Regions from separate parts of the Homo sapiens genome. Here region 2 is linked to region 1. Evidence: chromatin contacts called from ENCODE Hi-C or POLR2A ChIA-PET data. All regions are on one chromosome and are shown on one strand. Each heading gives the region's core, a stretch centred on a gene start or an enhancer-like site at or near the end of the contact. The rest is flanking DNA. Distances are from core to core; before and after follow the strand shown. Region 1 overlaps VPS35L (VPS35 endosomal protein sorting factor like). Region 2 overlaps IQCK (IQ motif containing K).

Region 1 (2,549 bases), core at 22-2,521:
TTTGAGACCAGCCTGGCCAACATGGTACAAACCCTGTCTCTACTAAAAATACAAAAATTAGCCAGGTGTGGTGGCAGGCACCAGTAGTCCCAGCTACTGAGGAGGGTGAAGCAGGAGAATCGCTTGAATCCGGGAGGCGAAGGCTGCAGCGAGCCAAGATTGTGCCACTGCCCTGCAGCCTGGGTGACAGAGCAAGAGTCCATCTCAAAAAAATTAAATAAAGATAAATTGATCGATTGATGGACAGATAGGAAGCAGAAGGAGAGAGAAAAGGAGAGGGTGGGAGAGGAGGAGGGAGAGGAAGAGAGAGGAGGAGAGAGAGGGAGGAATAAAGGAAAGAGGAAAGAAGGAAGAATATAGGTCAGGTTATAGGTTACTGTCACAAACACTTTCTATTCACCTCCTGGGAAGCCCCACTGCAGGAGCGGAGGGAAGTGGAGCGGCAATGGAGCAAGCTGGTTGCTCTAGCTTGGACGGATGAGAACGTTTCCTCATAGCAGTGCTCGGAAGTTAAAAAGAGGAATAAAGGCAAAGGATGCTGCAGCTGAGAGTCCTGCATTGCCAGACACATCATTCTTACCATTTATACGACAAAAGAAATTCATCATCCACTTGTCCCATTATAACCTCCTGGGAATTTAAACTTGATTGACAGTCAATTTAATGCAAAATCATTTGGGTATAGATTGTGAATTCAAAGCATCAATTACTATTGATCTATTTGACATCATTCTTTAATATGCATAAAGTCGTTTTTGATTTTTTTTTCCAAGCAAGTTGCTTCTTAGGAGGGAACGATACATAGGAAAAATATTAAAGTCAAGCAGCAGAGGAAAATATGTTCGTGTGAAAGTTTGGCTGAATCTAACTGTGAGGCCTTTGCAGATTCAAATGACTTGCCTGAGTTCCTACACGGGCCATTTAGAAACCTTCTAATGTTTTTAGAAGACTGAGGTGATCAGAAATCTTCAAAGGTGTTTCTTTTACTTTAACACACCCAAAATTAAAACCTTTATCAAGCTTCAATGAATCCTGACTCAATAAAAGCCTTCTAGTCCTGACTCCAGGGCAGAATGACACCCCAGGAACAGCTGCGACATTACCTGGTAAGACGCTGCGGCTATCCACACACATGGAAAAGATGCGCTCGTACACGAGCTTTCCTGGGAGGAAAAGGACAGATGGTGTTAGTATCACACTCTTCAGGAGCAAACAGTAAATAAATGTTTGTTAATTAGGGACCCAGAGCTATCATCGCCCAGACAGGCTTTAACTTGTGATGGTATGCTGCCACCTGGTGGGACAGATTTTAAGCCACATTTTTTTTGTTTTGTTTTTAGTTTTTCCAGTAGACTTTTACTTTCTTTGAAAGGCAGAAAAGTGATCGTTTTACCCTTTGGAATCTAAAGGAGTCTCAAGTATCTCCATCCACTCAGACGATGGTCCACACTCCATGCTAGGCCAGAGGTGAAAACAGGCAGCCCACGGGCTGAATCCAGCCTGTGACCAGTTGTGCATGGCCACTCCACAACACACAACAGCCCACAAAGTGTTTTAACATTTTTTGAATTGGTTACCAACACGTAAAAACTGGAAGAGGCTGGGCATAGTGGCTCACACCTGTAATCCTAGCACTTTGGGAAGCCGAGGCAGGAAGACTGCTTGAGCCCAGGAGTTCAAGAGCAGCCTGGGCAACACTGTGAGACAGGGTATGTACAAAAAATTTAAAAATTAGCCAGGCATGGCAGTGCACGCCTGTAGTTTCAGCTACTTGGGAGGCTGAGGTGGGAGGATTGCTTGAGCCCAGGAGTTCAAGGCTGCGGTGAGCCATGATCACCCACTGCCCTCCAGCCTGGGTGAGAGAGCAAGACCCTGTCTCAAACACAAAAACTAAAACAAACTCTACAACTTGGGAGAACTCACATGCCATATTTTCTCCTTCTTCACATAAAATATGTCAAAAATGTGGCGATATCTCTATAGGATAACACAGCTAGAGCAAATTAGTAGCTGCCCCTTGAAATGGCATATACACTAACCAGTTTGCCAGTCTCAACCACCCCCTACTGTCTCTCATCATCAGCGTGCTTTTCACTCTTTTATGTGACCTGCCTGGTCCCTAGAAGCCTCAGAATTTGAGATTCAACTAGAATGCAAGCTCCACAAAGGCAGAGATTTGTGCTTGTTTTGTTCACTGACATATTCCTAGTACTGATCAGTGCCTGGCACACAGGGGGTACTCAATATTTGTTGGATGGATGAACATACTAGAGGTTTTGTAGGTCATGGGTCACTTTCCTGACGACTCATCTTTGCCACTGTAGCATAAAAGTGGCCACAATGTGCAAACAAATTGATGTGGCTGCGTTCCAATAAAACTCTACACAACAGGTAGGCAGCCTGGACCCCTAAACTGGTATCAAAAGTTTTATTTATTCTGTGCATGTATTTTCAAAATGTTATCAATATGTGGAAGTAAAAAATTAGAGTCCTTATTCATTTTCTAAGCTCTCCTAAGTCACCTTCAATGTGAAAGTATTTCCCTCTAT
Region 2 (2,549 bases), core at 19-2,518, 210 kb before region 1:
TAGCTTTTTGTATTTTTAGTAGAGGGTTTCGCCATGTTGGCCAGGCTAGTCTCAAACTCCTGACCTCAGGTGATCCGCCCGCCTTGGCCTCCCAAAGTGCTGGGATTACAGGTGTGAACCACCATACCTGGCTACCATCTCTATTTTCTTTTTCTTTTTTTTTTTTTGAGACGGAGTCTCACTCTGTCACCCAGGCTGGAGTGCAGTGGCACGATCTCGGCTCACTGCAAGCTCCACCTCCTGGGTTGACACCATTCTCCTGCCTCAGCCTCCTGAGTAGCTGGGACTACAGGCACCCGCCACCACACCCGGCTAATTTTTTGTATTTTTTAGTATAGACAGGGTTTCACCGTGTTAGCCAGGATGGTCTCAATCTCCTGACCTCGTGATCCGCCCGCCTCGGCCTCCCAAAGTGCTGGGATTACAGGCATGAGCCACCGCGCCTGGCCGAACATCCCTATTTTCAAAGAGGAAACCGAGTCAAGGAGAGGTAGAATAACTTGCCTAAACTTGTGCATACTGTAGCCAGCACTTGAACCTACATGGCCTAACTCTAAAGTAGCAGTTCTTAGCTTGGCTGCCCACTGGACTCTCTTGGGGGTGCTCTAAAAAAAACCCACTGAAGGCTGAGTCGTACCACCACAGCTTCTGATTTAACTGCTGGCTTCAGGATTGTTATCGCCGCCCTGGTGTTTCTAATGTACAGTCAAGGTTGAGCACCACTGCCCTCACGTGTGGACACTTAACTCCTCTGCCAGCTCTCAAAGTCGGATCCGTAGACTGGCAGCATCTGCATCACCTGAGAACTTGTTTGAAACACAAGTTCTCAGGCCCCACTCCACTCCTACTGACTCCAGTTTTCTGGGGGTGGGGCCCATCGGCTGTGTGTTAACAGGCCCTCTGGATAATTATGATGTGGGCTAAAGTCGGAGAACCGCTGCACTGTGCCCCATTGAATCACATCTTCCTGGGTCCCTATCCCCTTGAAAACATTGTCGTGCTTCTCATTGAATGAGGGAGTCTATCACCTCTCTCTTGAATCTAGGCAAGGCTCATGACTGGCTTTGACAGATAGACAGTAACTGAAGTGCTGTGTTGTGCAACTTCCAGAAGGCTTGAAGTTTTTGTTTTTGTCCCCTGGATTGTATCTGCTACAATTTAAGGAAGCTGATGTGGTTTACTGGAGGATGAGAAGCCACATGGAGGAGAACTGTGGTGCCCCAGCCAGCAGCCAGCACCACCTGCCAGACATGTGAGGCCAGCTTGGACATTCCAGCCCAGCCAGGTCACCAGCTGAATGTAGCTACATGATCGAGTCTAGGTGAGACCAGTAGAGGAACTACCCAGCTAACACACGTCATGAAAAACAATCAACTGCTGTGGTTTTAAGTCACTAAATATTAGAGTGGTTTGTTACTCAGCAGAAGGGACTAGATTGCAGCTGCGCAATTTACCCTTAAACTTTGCCCTGGAGGGAAACTGGTTAGCCCTTAAAAGAAAAGGATGTGGCTGGGTGTGGTGGCTTACGCCTGTAATCCCAGCACTGTGGGAGGCTGAGGCAGGTGGATCACCTGAGGTCAGGAGTTCGAGACCAGCCTGACCAACATGGTGAAACCCCGTCTCTACTAAATACAGAAAATTAGCTGGCCGTGGTGGCGCATGCCTGTAATCCAGGCTACTTGGGAGGCTGAGGCAAGAGAATCACTTAAACCCAGGAGGCAGAGGTTGCAGAGAGCCAAGATTGCGCCATTGCACTCCAGCCTGGACAACAAGAGTGAAAACTCTGTCTAAAAAAAATGACCCTAGGAAAGTTGGAGATTTGGCTGGTGCTAACCCCAGGCAGGGTACTAGGTGGCTCACATGCAGGCCTGGCTTCATGGGCACTGCCCTGTGCAACTGCACAGGACTCATGCTTACAAGGGCCTCACACTTATTTTATGCTCTGCTGACACTATCTAGAAATTCTTAATCACTTTGAACAAGGAGCCCCGCATTTTCATTTTCCTCTGGGCCCTGCAAATTAATATATAACCAGTCCTGCTAATATACAGGTTTCTCATTTACTCCACACAACCACCCTAGGAACTAGAATTCCTTATTATTATCAGCCTCACGTACAGATAAGGAAAATGAGGCTCTGAGAAGTGAAATACTCATACAAGGTCACATGGCAAGAGAGGCAGGGTGGCACTCAGGCTTCTCAAATCCCTGAGCCCTGGAGCCAGTTCACTGCAGTGAACCCTGTGTGAACCACTGAGTGAAACCTGGAGTGTGGTTTATCAGTTTTCGTCACATACTGGGGGTACATTGTGACTGAGCAAATAAAAAGGGAGTTTTGCTGATAGCCTGGCAAGTTGGCAAGACATTTTCTGGGCATATTAAGGAAAATACACTTGCAGCTCTAACCCAGAGTATGTTTAAACAACTACAGGAGCAGGCAGGGGGAAGGGAAGGGCCTGACCTGAGAAGTCAGGCCCGAAGCAGCCCAAATCCACTATTTATAGTGCTGTGGCCTATTTTGGCCTGCCGGGTGGCCCTGAAAATTGCCC

Evidence for each region. A loop is a pair of places that touch in the nucleus more often than their neighbours do. ChIA-PET counts read pairs that join two places held with the same protein, here RNA polymerase II (POLR2A). Pooled maps may share reads with other maps.
Region 2: a loop to region 1 is called in a map of PC-9, with 5 times the contacts of the local background. The contact joins two enhancer-like sites. A Hi-C loop is called at or near these places in 2 of 168 maps with a recorded cell type or tissue (PC-9 and heart left ventricle) and 2 of 50 pooled maps. POLR2A ChIA-PET finds 5 or more read pairs at or near these places in 1 of 52 experiments (Panc1).

The regions. Positions count from the first base shown.
Region 1 is chr16:19,600,278-19,602,826 of GRCh38, reverse strand. VPS35L (VPS35 endosomal protein sorting factor like) reads right to left here. Exons shown (of 31, transcript NM_020314.7): 9 at 1,104-1,163. Among named protein-coding and RNA genes, the nearest start is that of VPS35L, 46 kb to the right of the region's middle. Within about 2 kb of position 1,271, at least 2 of the 41 ENCODE cell types and tissues checked have a DNase peak (open chromatin) inside an H3K27ac peak, as active enhancers do.
Region 2 is chr16:19,808,115-19,810,663 of GRCh38, reverse strand. The region is part of intron 7 of IQCK (IQ motif containing K); the gene reads right to left. Among named protein-coding and RNA genes, the nearest start is that of IQCK-AS1, 43 kb to the right of the region's middle. Within about 2 kb of position 1,268, at least 14 of the 41 ENCODE cell types and tissues checked have a DNase peak (open chromatin) inside an H3K27ac peak, as active enhancers do.